2 separate regions of the Homo sapiens genome follow, and region 1 is linked to region 2. The links are chromatin contacts, found by Hi-C or POLR2A ChIA-PET in ENCODE. All regions are on one chromosome and are shown on one strand. Each heading gives the region's core, a stretch centred on a gene start or an enhancer-like site at or near the end of the contact. The rest is flanking DNA. Distances are from core to core; before and after follow the strand shown. Region 1 has its middle 54 kb from the start of CCR2. Region 2 has its middle 30 kb from the start of XCR1.

The links. Hi-C counts contacts between places; a loop is a spot of excess contacts on that map. ChIA-PET counts read pairs that join two places held with the same protein, here RNA polymerase II (POLR2A). Pooled maps may share reads with other maps.
Region 1: a loop to region 2 is called in a map with no recorded cell type, with 11 times the contacts of the local background. The contact joins two enhancer-like sites. A Hi-C loop is called at or near these places in 2 of 37 single-sample maps with no recorded cell type and 7 of 50 pooled maps. POLR2A ChIA-PET finds 5 or more read pairs at or near these places in 2 of 52 experiments (T-cell and naive thymus-derived CD4-positive, alpha-beta T cell).

What each region holds. Positions count from the first base shown.
Region 1 is chr3:46,296,152-46,303,482 of GRCh38, reverse strand. No RefSeq gene overlaps it. Among named protein-coding and RNA genes, the nearest start is that of CCR2, 54 kb to the left of the region's middle. Within about 2 kb of position 5,243, at least 5 of the 41 ENCODE cell types and tissues checked have a DNase peak (open chromatin) inside an H3K27ac peak, as active enhancers do.
Region 2 is chr3:46,053,546-46,061,191 of GRCh38, reverse strand. It overlaps a transcript of XCR1 not described here. Among named protein-coding and RNA genes, the nearest start is that of XCR1, 30 kb to the right of the region's middle. Within about 2 kb of position 1,936, at least 2 of the 41 ENCODE cell types and tissues checked have a DNase peak (open chromatin) inside an H3K27ac peak, as active enhancers do.

The sequences.
Region 1 (7,331 bases), core at 3,994-6,493, 240 kb before region 2:
CCCTCTGAGGAACCCCAGACTATGGCGCTCATGATAAGGCATTGCCCAGCTGTCCTAGGGCTGAATAAATCAATACGCTACAACATACTCATAGCCCATTCATGGCCTGCCAGCTCAGATGTTATGAAACAGAGAAGACACAGAACTTACAGAAAAGCTGACCATGTGTACATTTATACTAGACTTATTAGCAAGTTTGCAAGTAACTGTATCATACAGACCACACTTTCTGACCAGTTTATTAGATTAAAAATCACCTTCATATAGATTGCAAAAAGCAGAAGAACATGTGTTTGGAAGCTAAAAATAAGTTTCTGGCCAGGTGTGGTGGCTCACACCTGTAATTCCAGCATTTTGGGAGGGCGAGGCAGGTGGATCACTTGAGGTCAGGAGCTGGAGACCAGCCTGGGCAACATGGTGAAACCCTGTCTCTACTAAAAATACAAAAATTAGCTGGGTGTGGTGGTGGGTGCCTGTAATCCCAGCTACTCGGGAGGCTGAGGCAGGAGAATCACTTCAACCTGGGAGGTGCAGGTTGCAGTGAGCCAAGATCACACTACCACACTCCAGCCTGGGCGACAGAGCGAGACTCCATCTCAAAAATAATAATAATAATAAAATAAAATAATAAGTAAATTTCTAAAGGACTTATGAGTTAAAATGAAAGCAGAACAAAAGTTACAAAATATTTAAAACTAAATGAAAATGAAAACATGGATCCATAGTTTGCCATTTACTCTTCTGAAATCTAAGATTCTGAAAACTGCAACTTCTTTTCATAACTCTGTGAGTAGCCTAATCTGAGGCTATTCAGTCTTAATTAACTCACCTTTAACAAGAGTGATGAAAAGAAATGAGAAAAGGTACAAATAAGTAATATTAAAGCAACAACAAAAGATAGCTAAATGGGATAGAGGGTAGGCCTCAGGAGAGAACAGAGGGAGTAACTTTACGCCAATTCATTTGGAAATTTGGATGAAATGAATAACTTTCTAGAAGATTATGCATTTCCAAAATCAACTCATGAGAAATAGAAAAACTGAATAAACTTTTAAAGAAATCGCATTATCTCAGTTTCCTCTCTTTCCCAGCAGATTTCCAGAATAGGAAATATAAATAACCAATAAACATGAAAATAAGCTCAACTTTCATTATAATCAATAAAATGTAGATTGAACCTGTGTTGGGTTCACATTTCCCACACATCTGATTAGTAAAAATTAAAATATGTGATAAAGCCAAGTATTGGAGAGAACGTGACAAAAGCTACCATCTCCCACGATGTGGGTAGAAATTTAAATTACAAACCCATTTGTAAGAAATTTGGCATATCTATAAAATGTAGAGATGCCCTGATCAGCGCTTCTATTTTTAGGTATACATCCGGCCTAGAGAAATTTCTATACATGGGCACAAAGAAACAACAAGGGTGCCGGGCTCGGTGGCTCACGCTTGTAATCCCAGCACTTTGGGAGGCTGAGGTGGGTGGATCACCTGAGGTCAGGAGTTCAAGACCAGCCTGGCCAACATGGTGAAACCTTGTCTCTACTAAAAATACAAAAATTGTCCGGGCGTGGTGGCACACGCCTGTAATTCCAGCTACTTGGGAGGCTGAGGCAGGGAGAATTGCTTGAACCCGGGAGGCAGAGGTTGCAGTGAGCCAAGATCTTGCCATTGCACTCTAGCCTGGGCAACAAGAGTGAAACTCCCTCTAAAAAAAAAAAAAAAAAAAGAAAGAGAGAAAGAAAGAAACAGCAAGAGAGCCAGGGTGTGGCTGGAGCAGAGGAAGTGAGGGGGAGTGTGGTGGTGGGACCCAAGGCAGAGCAGGGGGTTGGGAGCCAGGTCTTGTGGGGCCTAGCAGGCCATGGGAAGGGCTTTTCCCTTTACTGGGAACCAGCTGGGGAGCTAGTAGAGGGCTCTGGGTAGTGGAGGGATGGATGTTTTAACAGGATCTCTGGCTGCTGCACTGAGCATAGCCTATTACAGGAAGGGCAGAGGAGGGAAGCAAGCCCCACCTGTGATGGTGGCTTGGACGAGGACAGTAGCAGTCGCGATGGTGTTAAGTGGTCAGGTCGTAGACGTAGCCCCAGGCCACACTATTGATGCTAAGCACATGGGTGGCACCAGCCTCACTGCCACAAACAGTCTAGTTGCGAAGGTTCCAAATTTCCAAACAGCAAACAAGTCATCTCTTCTAGTTTGTACTTATTGGAAACCAGCTTCTCCTTTTCAGGCAAGTTTCTTTCCTGTTCCTTGTTGGAGAGAGGAGGACACTGCTATTTCTGCTTCTGTAATTTTGAGTGTTTGGGAAGAATTTCTAAAAGTAAAGGGTGCTTGACGGATCCTAGTCACAGCAAGCATGGAGGTATCATGAAAGGCAGTAGGAAAGCAAACCCCGAACCAGAACAGCAAAATCCCTAAGGATCCCCACCCCCACAAAAAAAGCATTTTCAGAAACAAGCAATGAAATTAAACAAAATAATAATAATTTGAGTTTGAATCTGGCTCCAGAAAAAAGGGATTATCCTGTAATTGGTGCTTCTTTGTAAGAGGGAATCTGTTCCTTCGTGTCATTCTGTGAAAGGGAGATTCTCATTTTGCTCTGTCTAGGCACCAAGCCATTGACTCTAAAGGGTTGATTGGATATCCTGAGTTTGGAAGTTTATGAAGAAAATAAGAAAATTAGTTGAAAAGACTCGAAGTCATTCTTTGAAATGTACAGGTTGCCAACAGTTAATTTGAACATACATCTATCAAAGAACAAGTATCAAAAGCAAGCCAGCTAGGTGATTCTGTCACTTATAACCTCAGCCTGTTGCTGGCCTTGGAAGATTAGGAACATTCACCACCCCGTCCCCTCGGGCTGGTCTGAGCATGGATTGATGAGCAGAGCACCAGATGGACTTAGTTCTGCACCTATCCCACTGGCAAGAGTGCCAGTGCAACTGTTTAGGGCAACCTGCACAACCAGCCATACCCACCCCTCCTCATCCACATCTTGGTAAAACCCATAGCTAAGACCAAAGAAAGATCTCTTCGTTTTGGTTCAGTCTGGTTCCTCTTTTTTAATCCTTGTAATATTCATGTTTTTTTTTTTTTTTTTTTTTGTCGTCTGCTGTCCTTTTTGCATCCCACACAGGCCATGCTAATCCACCCTGACACAGGCTAGACTTGCCACTTCCTTTTATTAAGGCTGACACACTAACTGCCAAGAGTATCTCTCTTTTTGCAGTTTTACAAAGCTCAGACTTTAAAGTAGGTGATTTTCACAACTCTGTGCAATGTTCTAGCTGTTTTTCCCTTGTTGGATACTTGGCAGATCTACTTCAATATAAGAACTTATGAGCTGTCTTTTTCTTTTGTTATGTCTCTACAAGATGTCTCCTTCCTCTCCTCTCTTTTCCTTTCTTGTTAAAGCCTTGGATGTTCTAATTTTGAGGTGGCAGTGGTTTAGGTTTACCTGGTTTGTGGTGAGTGAAAAAAGCTCTTAGTCATCATAACGATGGAATTTAAGGCTTGACCATGGATGTCGGGGATTGATAATTCGGTTTGGGATTCCACAAAATGACACTGTAGATGCTAACTCCACTGGCCAGGGCTGCATTGCTTTTAATTTTCTATGCAGGTCTTGTATGACTGCCTTTGAATCTACTTTCTCAGTTACTTTTCTCTTTGACTTAGACAAGTTCCATTTTTAAATCATGACTGCTTGAAGTTAGGGGGCCTGAGATTCAGTCCCTTCTCTGCCAGTAAATGAGACACTGGTTCTGAAATGCTATCCCTCAGGACCTTGGTTTCCCCAAAAGTAAAGAGGGAAGATCAGGCTCTATTCCAGCTCTAACAGCCTGCATAATTTGGGAAGTTGTCTTTTACTATGTGCACTGTGCACTAAGGAAAGAAAAGAAGGGGGAGCCATCACCCTGGATGTGTTTTCCTCTGATGTCTCGTTTGCCTGTTTCATTATGATTCTAAGAAAATGGAGTGAAAGACGGACGAGGCTACAGAAATGATGTGTCTCTCTCATTTAAAAGTTTTTTTTTTTTTTTTACCTCTTTCTGTGCCCTCCCTGACAGTGGTTCTCTAACTTGTCCTTGTTAAAGCAAGGATTGACAAGGCCACCAAGAGAGTTTCTGGTTTAGTAGCTCTGGGGTAGGTTGGGGCCAAGACTGCACTTCTGACATCATGTGGCTGAGACTGCTGGTCTGGGGATCACACTTTGAGAACCACTGTTCTATGGAACTAGTCTCAAAGCCACAGTCTCCTAAATTCCACAGTCTCAACTTGATCTCTTTCTCCAGCACCTGACTGGCTGGTGTTCCTAGCATAGGAGACCCCATTGAATCGGCACCTCACTTTCATCCATTTGGTTTGGGCAAGAGCACCTATACTCAGACTAAGTGTCTCAGCCTCTAAACCACATTAAGCGGCCCAGGTAGAGGCACCGAACTCCATCTGGGCCAATGAGCGGCTTCCAGGGTGACCTGGAGTGGAGACAAACAGATTTCAGCCTCTCAGATTTCACCCTTTACGATAGAAACCCTCAGCTGGTGGAAGTAAGACATAAAGAAAGCTTATTCGCAGCCACAGGAAGAGAGAGGCAGAGGTTAAAAGATAAGTTGAGATGAGAGAAGCAGAAGGAGATCCTTGTTGCCCCAGTCTCCCATCTCTGTCAGCCGCCCTTTTTTGAGGCCCTGCTGCACCTGTCTTTGAATTCCATGAAGAGCTCCTGTACCCTTAAAATAAATTCCTCTGTTGGCTTAACCCAGAGGTTTTCAGGTTTTCATGTGCCTCAGCTCCCTTCATTAATATACACTGCTGGATGCCGCACCCAGAATTTCTGATTCAGCAGGTCTGGGTTGGGGTTGGGGCCTGAGATTCTGCATTCCTAGCAGGCTCGCAGGTAATGGGATGCTGCTGATCAGGGATCTGACTTTGAGAACCAGTGGCTGCAGAAGTAGCCTTAATATTTCTGCTTGTATAATAAAAACTAGGGTGTCAACGGAGCCTCCTGCTCCTCGAAGAGTTCATGTAGTAGTTTAATATTTCCACTATTCAGTCCCCACAATGACCCCTGGGGCAGAGGGGGGTGTTGCAATTCCTGATTTACAGATAAGAAAACCATGGCTGTTGGAGGTTAAGTTACCTGCTGACATCCCTCTCTTAGAGAGGGCAGAGCTGCGAGTTGAGCACAGCACTGTCTGACTTGGAAGCTCATGTTCTTAACTTGTGCTCTGTTTCACTTCCCATTGTGGCCAAACTGGATCTGTGTTGCCATCTGGACATGGCCCATGCTGAGCCCTCTGCGCTTTTGCTTAGGCCGGTCCTGCCTGGAGTGCTGTCTGCCATGGGCTCTACCCAGCCATCCTTCAGAGGCCTGTCAAAGTCTCCCTCCCATGTGCAGCATCTCCAGATTTCCTAATCTCTCTCCACTTCCTATCAAAACATTTATAACGTCTTCCTCCTTTGAGTAGCCATCACACTTTGTATTTATCTTACTATCTGTTGTCTTGTCTCGGAGTCACGTGTTTTCCCAGTTCCATGCACTGGGCTGTGAGATTCTAGAAGGTGGGAACTGATCTTACTCATGTTTGGATCACCCATTCCCTCCACTCCCAGCACCTGGCTCAGTGCCTCAAACACACCCAGCACTCAGCAGATGCCAGTGAGGTTTAACTAGAAAAAAAGAGTGGTTTGTTCTTTGGTGCAGGCTGTGGCTTAGGGAGATCACCCTGCTGGATGCTTATCAGGAGCGCTCTAGGGCCGTGGGAGGAAGGGAAGGGGAGGAGAGGATGTGGGAAAAGAGAGGGGGAGGCCACGCAGTCTCAAAACCTCAGCCTACCCCACATGGCACTCTGGGGCTAGGATGGGCCTGCAAAATTATGCAGGGATGAGGCAATGGATGAGGGCCGCCCTTGCCCCTGGACAGGGGCATGACTTTGGGCAAGGTGACTCTTTTCAGCCAACATGATTCCCAAAGAAGGCTGAGAGCTTGGGGTATGTTAGCAGAACTCCAAGCACTGGGAAGATGAGCCCTTCAGTGCCAGAGGGGAGTCTAGGGATGCCACATAATGACCACTGCATCCCTTTAAATGACCATCTTCATCTATTTGACCCTGGTGCTCCCCTTCTGCTGCCTGTTTTCTGCACCTTATACTCAACCCAGGGATTTAGGGTGGCCTCTCTGGTGTGGCAGATTACCCAAAACCCATCTCTCCTCCTTTCTCTGGCCATGATTGTACTCAAGACAGCCTCCTTTGCAGCTAGGGGTGGCCAGGTGCACAGTCCTGGCCAATGAGACCTAAGTAGAAGTCTGCTGAGGATTCCTGGGAAATTTTCCCTTCCTGATATTGTTGTTGTCCCTTCCTCCTCCTAGTTTTTTTCTTCCTGCTTGGAATGCCATCTGGAGCCCATGTGGCAGCCACAGCATGAAAGCCTCATTTCAAAGAGATGGATGCAGCTGCTGGGGTTTGTGTGTGAGTTAGCAAGGCCATATTCAGTTGAGTTCCTGTGGCTGGGGTTCTACTGTATGTGGGGATGGCGGGTGGAAATGGGGGCTGTGACAGATGCAATATACTGGAATGCCACCCACCCCTGTTGCTATGGCTATTGGGGCATTGTTCCTATATACCTGGTTATTTAGAAGCTGGAGCTGTCAGTCATAGATTATAGGTCTTGGATTTGGGGAGTTGATGAAGAGTTTTGGAGAGTAAGGAAGGGGCACTATAGGGTGGGTGTGGAGAAGGCAAGCCAGCAAGAAACAAGCATAAGAAGAGGAAATGATTAGGTCAAATCACTGCTGTCCAATAATGGTCACTTCCTACCAATTCCCAGTGTTGTGCGCACAGCCAAGTCTTTCATGGGCCTTACTCAAGACTAGGGAGGGGGCATGGGAGAGCTTAGGCTCTGAATCTTGTATTCCTCACTGATAAGCTGTGTGAGCTTGGGCAAGGCAGTTAGCCTCTCAGTTTTCATTTGAAAAAAGATGCAATGTGACATACAAATAAGAGATATGCCATGAAAAACACTGAAAATAAATAGATGAGAAATGGAAGAAAACAAGTGGACACCAGATCCAGGCCACCAGGGGTGTGCTCCAAGGTTCAGAATTGCTGTATGCCCTACAACAACGTGGCTGTCAGCTGTCCAGCAACCAGAGCAAAGAGCAGAACACATCTATGTTCTGATTCTTTTTTATGTTGTTTGTTTGTTTGTTTTGAGGTGGAGTCTCGCTTTGTTACCAGGCTAGAGTGCAGTGGTGTGATCTCAGATCACTGCAACCTTTGCCTGCCAGGTTCAAGTGATTCTCCTGCCTCAGCCTCCCAAGTAGCTGG
Region 2 (7,646 bases), core at 687-3,186:
AGAGGCAGTGTTTTGTTCTTACTGGAATAGACACTTACTCTGGACACAGATTTGCTTTCCTCCCATTCCCCCCACCAAAAAGGATTTGCTTTTTCTGAATGCAATGCTTCTGCAAAAAATAAAAAATAAAATAGTAATAATACCATCTGTGGACTTGAAGAATACTTTTTCCACCATCATGGTATTCCCACATAACATTACTTCTGAGTAAGGAACTCACTTCACACCAAATGAAGTGTGGCAGTGGGCTTATGCCTATTCAATTTACTGGACTAACCATATTCCCCATCATCCTGAAGCAGCAGGCTTGATAGAATAGTGGAATGGCCTGTGAAGACTCAATTATGGTGGCAGCCAGATGGCAATATCTTGTAGTACTGGGGAAGCGTCCTCCAGGAGGATGTGTGTGCTGTAAATCAGCATCCAATATACATACTGTTTCTCCATAGCCAGGAGTCACCGGTCCAGGAATCAGGAGATAGAAATGGGAGTGGCACCACTCACTATTACCATAGGTAATCCCCTAGCAAAATGTTTGCTTCTGTTCCTGTGACCTTATGCTCAGCTGGTCTACAGGTCTTAGTTACAAAGGGAGGAATGCTTCCACCAGGAGATTCAACAATGATTCCATTGAATTACAAGTTAAAACTGCCACCCTGCCACTTTGGGCTCCTCTTACCTATGAATTAACAGGCAAATAAGGGAGTGCTGTGTTGGTTGGGATGATTGATCCTGATTACCAAAGGGAAATTGGGCTGCTACTACACAATAGAAGAAGACAAAGTATATTTGTAATACAAGAGATTCCTTAGGGCACCTATTAGTACTACCATGTCCTGTGATTAAAGTCAATGGAGAACTACAACCGAGTTCAGGAAGAACTGCTAATGGCCCAGGTTTCAGAAATGAAGATTGGGGTCACCCACCAAGCAAAGAACCATGGCAAGCTTAGGTGCTTACTGAGGGCAAAAGGAATAAGTCATGGGTAGTGGAAGAAGGTATCTATAAATAGATACAGCTATGTTATATAAACAGCTATGACCATATGACCAGATGCAGAAATGAGGACTATATATGAGTATTTCTTTCTATTTTGTTATATGTTTGTACGGATAGATATGCATTAAGCAAATATTTTTGAGTTTTTCCCTCTTTATACTCTTATCATCTAACATAAGATGTATTAACAGTGATTGACTTTACGTCCTAGTATTTAAGTTACAAGGTATCTAGGGAAAGAACTACTATCACTCAAGGACACTGCAACCTGTTCCAGGGAAAAGGTTAGCACAATTTCAGTTGTATCATGTTAATAGAAAGTATGACTTTCTTATTGTAAAGATAGATATAGATATAAATATAGACGATAGCTGTAGATATCCATTCTTCTGGTTTTGTTTCTTTGGTGGAACGTTTATTTACACACACCTCAATAAAGGTGTATACACAAACACAAAAACTTTGTCAGGGACATTGGTCATGAGTATTCAGTCCTCAGCCAAGTGGAAGTGAAAAGTAGCCAGGCACCATTTCCTCTTTTTTGCTAAAAGTGGGAAATGGAATACGTATACTGCATGTTATATAGAAGTAAGAGTGAAAGTTTTTTTTTTAACATCATTGTCACTGAAATTAGAAATTGGGAACTAAGATTTTCTTTCTGAAATCAACTAGCAAATTCAAATGTTCACAGGCTGCAATTTGTGGGACTGAACCCTGAGACTGTCTATAAATAATGTGATTGAGAGTTTAAGTACCTATTTTTCCTTCCAAGCAAAATGAACAACCAAGTGCAATGCTCCAAGTTCTGCCTACTGGGAGTATTTCTTCTCATCACTGTGGTTTAGGAATGACCCAGAGAGAAGATGTATTGCTACACCTGAACATCTTGGGTGATGCCTGCATATTGTGCACAACCAACTATAAGCAAACTTGAGTTTTTCTCTTCCTCATTCAGCTAATCACAGGGAATTCTTCATGAGGCCATAGGTACAGGCTGAGACAGAGAAGGCAGTGTAGGAAGAATCAGCTCTATAGGTATATGGGCCACTTCCTCAGCTAACTTTCTTGTGCCTTCAAGGCTGGCTCGGGCCTGTCTCATATTTACCATTTCCATTTGATGATGGAGTGCTATTGTGCACACCCCACCTTAGGATTTAGTGGGTCAGACAGCAGTAAAAGGGCTGCTTCTGCTGGCAAAGAAGACTCAACAATATTTAGGGATGTAATGACCCCACCTTCCTTAGGATCTTTTCATATGTCCCCACTCTGATTTTGAAGAGCCCATTACTTCCCAATCAATGCCTTCACTCTAACAGAAGACACCCTATGGCCGGTCATCATGGCTCACACTTGTAATCCCAGCACTTTGGGAGGCCAAGGTGGGTGGATCCCTTGACCTCAGGAGTTCAAGACCAGCCTAGGCAACATGGTAAAACCCTGTTTCTACAAAAATACAGGAAAACTAGCTGGGCATGGTGGCACCCGTCTATAGTCCCAGCTATTCAGGACTACAACTACTCAGGAGGCTGAGGTGGGAGGATCGCTTGAGCCCAGGAGGTAGAAGCTGCACTAAGCCATGATCTCACCACTGCACTCCAGCCCTGGTGACAGAGTAAGACCTTGTCTAAAATAAAATAAAATCAGAAGATGCCCTGCAACGTTGTGAATTCAATTTGCATTGTAATACAGCCACTTGCAGGATAAGACTCAGGATTTGGTTTTCAGAAATTCCAGTCCTGCATCTACAGAGACAGGGTTTCTTTAAGGACAGACATAGAAGCTTTTGGATCATATATGTGGAGCTCAGCTGGCAATTTGAAGCCCTGAGTTCATCCTTTTCCTTCTCCACTTTCTCTAACATAGTCAGGAGCAACCAGCCAATCTCACTATACACCTTATTTTGACTAAATGCCCCAAAGGTATCAAATACATGATCACCAGAACCTTACCTTTAATAAGCATTTGATCAGGAATATCCAGGAATATTTTGCCACCTCATTCCATGCCCTCTTTACCAATGGAAATAGAGTCATTACTGGCCTTAAATTGAATCATACGAGAGAGGCAATTCAGAAAATTCATCCTTAAGATTTTGTTCTTTTAGAACCACTTCCATTACCTAAATCCATATGAGTCAGGCTTTCACTAGAGAAACAGAACCAGTAGGATATCCAGTAGGATGTAGGAGATAGGTAGCAAGATAGATGATCGATAGATGATAGATACATAGATGGCAGATAGATAGATAGATGGATGCGTAGATAGATAGATAGATAGATAGATAGATAGATAGATAGATAGATAGATAGACAGACAGATAAGATGATAATAGGTACTAGATAGAGATTTATTGCAAGAAATTGTCTTACACAATTGTAGGGACTGATTAGGGAAATCCAAACTCTGCAGGGCAGCCATCGGGAAGAGCAGGCTGGAACTCTCAGGTAAAGGCTAACTGCAATCCACAGGCAGAATTTCTTCTTCAGGGAAACCAGTTCTGCATTCACGCCTTTCAACTCTAGGAGGAATCGGGCCTCCTAGAGTATTAGGAATAATTTCCTTTCCATAAAGTAAACCGATTGTAGATGTTAATCACATCTACAACACCTAGAATCATGTCTGATTGAATAGCTGTGGAATACAGCCTAGCCTAGATGGCACATAAAACTGGCTATCACAAGGTATAATTAAAGTACAATAAACTGCACCTATTTAAAGTGTGTCTTCTGATTTATTTTAACATATGTGGAAACCCATGAAATTATCACCAAAATCAAGACGCCAATTTTTTCATCATCCCCAACAGTTGCTTTGCGCCCCTTTATAATCCATCTTTCCCTCATCCCAAACCCCAGGCAACCACTGATCTGATCTGTTTCAGTCACTATAAATTAGTTGGCATTTTCTAGAACTTTACATAAATGGAATCAAGCCAGGTGCAGTAGCATATGCCTATGGTCCCAGCTACTTGGCTAGCTGAGGCAGTTGACTCTCTTGAGCTCAAGAATTTAAGTCCAGCCTAGAAAACATAGCAGGACTCACCTCTAAAAACTAAAAACGGAAAACAATGGAATCATACATTATGTACTCTTTCTTGCTTCTTGCATTTAGCATCATTATTTTGAGGTTCACTCACATTGTAGGGTGATGATGAATCTGTTTCTTTTTAATGCTGAGAGTATTTCACTGTGTGGATATTCCACAGTTGATTTATCCTTTCACCCACTGATGGACACTAGGGCTGCTTTAAGTTTTGCTTTATTACAAGTAAAGCTGCTACGGTCTTTTGTGAGCAAATGTTTGCACGGAAATTGTTTTTGGCTTTCTCTAGTAAATACCTAGGAGCCAGATGACTCCTAGGTAAACAAACACATGGGTGTTTGTTTAACTTTCAAAGAAGCTGCCAGCCAGGTACAGGGGCTCCAAGCCTGTAATCCCACCACTTTGGGAAGCCAAGGTGGGCAGATCACTTGAGTTCAGGAGTTGGAGACCAGCCTGAGCAAGATGGCGAAACCCCATCTCTACAAAAAAAAAAATAAATAAATACAAAAATTAGCCAGGTGTGGTGGCATGCGCCTGTAGTCCCAGTTATTTGAGGGGCTGAGGCAGGAGAATTGCTTGAGTCCAGGAGGTTGAGGCTGCAGCGAGCTGTGATTGCACCACTGCACTCTAGCCTGGGCAACAGTGTGAGACCCTGTCTCAAAAAAAATAAAAGAAAGAAAAACTGCCAAACTGCTTTCTAGAATAATTGTACCATCCCCCCAAGTTTTAAATTTGTCACCCAAAAGTCCTTGATTGGTATGTGGGTCATAAATTTTGTGTTAAAAGAAGTATTGAAATGAAAACTTGAGGCTGGTTGCAGTGGCTCACGCCTGTAATCCCAACACTTAGGGAGGCTGAGGCAGGTGGATCACCTGAGGTCAGGAATTTGAGGCCAGCCTGGCCAACATGGTGAAACCCCATCTCTACTAAAAATAAAAAGAAAAAAAACGAACTCTTGAAATGCTAGTCTGACCCCTATATAACAAGCACTGCACCTACACCACACATTTCTGAGAGCAGTAGGAAGAAGAGTGGAGGAAGACAGTCCCAGCCAGCCTAAGGAGTCAAGAGACTGCTTAACAACCAATCCCAACCCCAAGCCCAATCTTGGAAACAAGTGTGGCTCCCCTTAAACCAAGCCCTAGAAACCTGAGACTTTGGAGCCAGACAAGTTGGACTGAATCCCACTCAACCACCATTTTCTTGCTGATTAACTGTGAGTGACTTTAACCTCTGAGCACCTCTGCTGGCTTATCTGCAAATTTCAAATATTGATTGTCTCTTCTTCATAGTGTTGTTAAGAGATCTGATTAAGTTGATGCTTGGCAGAGTGGTGGTGGCTCCCTTAACTCCATGTTTCCACATGGGCCCTACTGCTGGACAAGCAGGGATCCTTCAAGGTACCTTGAAATTACGGAATCCAGGTCTCCAGAGGACCCTCTGAGGTACTGTAACTGTAATAGGTTCATTGCCTGATGCACAGAGCAAGTCAGTACACCAAGACACCGGGTTGCAGCAGAGAAAGAGGTTTAATCATAGGGCCACTGAATGAGGAGATGGGAAGAAACTTCAAATCTGTCTCACTGAGGAGTTTGTGGCTAGGGTTTTTAAGGGTTTTGGAGTGAGCCAAAGTGTGGAGACTGTTGACTGGTCAAAGAGTGCAGGGTGAAGTCATGGGACAAGAGGATGAAGAAACTGTATTTTCATTATGATCCATTCGTCTGGAGGGGTCTTCAAACTAGTTGGCAACAGCTGTTTGGCTGGAATTTGGGATCTGGAAAACATCTTAGAAATTCTTAAACAAAAACCTTCTGATTTTGTTTATGATTGTTTTGTTCATGTACATGACTCAGATCTTATCTATCTTAAATAAAAGCCTTATGATTCTAACATCAGAAATCCTATCTATAGGAACAACAGGGATGCCAATGGTCAGTATCAAGTGCTACGTGACTTTTGGTTACAAAGAAGTGAGTGGAAGTGTACCCTGATTAATGCTTCATTATATGTATTTCTGTCCAAAATTCTTGTTAACTCTGCAAGGATGGCTTCAGCACTCTGTCTACTTCTTCCTGGCCTGAACTCAATACACTGCAGAGGGCAACAAGGGATATAACTTAAGAGAGACCTTCTTCCTCCCACCCTGAGTTACATATGCCTTTTCTGCTAAGGATTCCACCAGTGATCGATTTCCTTAGGTCAGTTTTTCCTGATCTTGGCTGACCATTGGCTCCTAGGTGCATTTGACTGATCATCCGTGTCTGTGGACCACTTCTTATTCAGGTGGCAATGCTTCCCAGCACAAACCAATGAGATGCCTGACCCCCTCATTCATCATGATTGCTTCCTTGCCCCTCCCTAGTTCCTGTTTTTTTACACATTGTTACATTTCTTTCCTGCTATATAAACCTCTAGTTTTAGTTGGTCAGGGAGATGGATTTGAGACTGAGCTCCCATCTCCTCAGCTGCAGCACCTGATTAAAGCTTTCTTCCTTGGTAATACTCGTCATCTCAGTCACTGATTTTCTGTGCAGCCAGCAGCAGTACCTACACCAAACCCCTGGTGTTTCGGTAACAGTAATCCATCACACTCGCCCCCCCCTCGTCCTTTTGAGTGTCCATTGTCTACCATTCCACACTCTACACTCTTGTGTACACATTATTTAGTTCCCACTTTGCAGGGAGCCGAACGCCCGTGGGACTGACCAACTCAGCATTCCACTGGATGCTATATGATCAAACAACAAACTGTTTATCATGAACGCAGGATCTGGGCAAACTCACGACTGCTCCCACTGCCAGAAGGTTTGCTGAGGGCAATCGCTTCCTGGCCTCAAGCTCCTTGAGGTTATCTACTGGGACATCTAGAGAATGCAGTCTTGCAAGCCTACTCTGGACCAAGCAGCTGACCCCTTCTTCCACACCCACCTTCTCGCTATCTCTTTTGCCTAATAAATATGGAGGGCTGTGTAAAGCTCAGGGCCCTTGTCCACTAGAGGCAAGGTGCTCCCTGACCCCTTCTTCCAAATATGCTCTTTTGTCTTTGTCTTTTATTCCCGCGTTTGCCCCCCTTTGTTCAGTCCCCCTAGGTCCATGTGGGTTACATAGTGGCACCCCAGAAAAGGGACTTTGAGGACGTGAATGAAGAAGATCTGCTGGAGCAGAGGAACTGAAACTGACAAGGCGAACAGGGAGCCCGGGATGAGTCTGCCAGCAGCGGATATAATTATGGTCAGTGCCCTAAAGAGCTACTGGGAGCAGTGCCTTAAAGTAGTACTGGGAATGGGAAGTTTTCTGAATCAGGGTAACATGGGGCAGAATTGGTCTGTTGAAGAAAAACATTATGTGCAGTTGCTTAAAGTTTTGTTGAAACAAACTGGTGCTCAGGTTAGTTCTCACATTAACTAAGATGCTATGGGAGGTTATTATGCATAACCCATGGTTTCCACAGGCAGGCACTCTTGATGTGGAAAATTGGGACAGAGCAGGAGAAGGATTAAAACAGGTTCATCAAAAAGGTTTTAAAGTTATTCTTCAGTTTTCTCCTCTTGGAGTTTAGTTCGTACTGTACTTCTGCCATTATCTCCTTATTATTCTGCGGGACA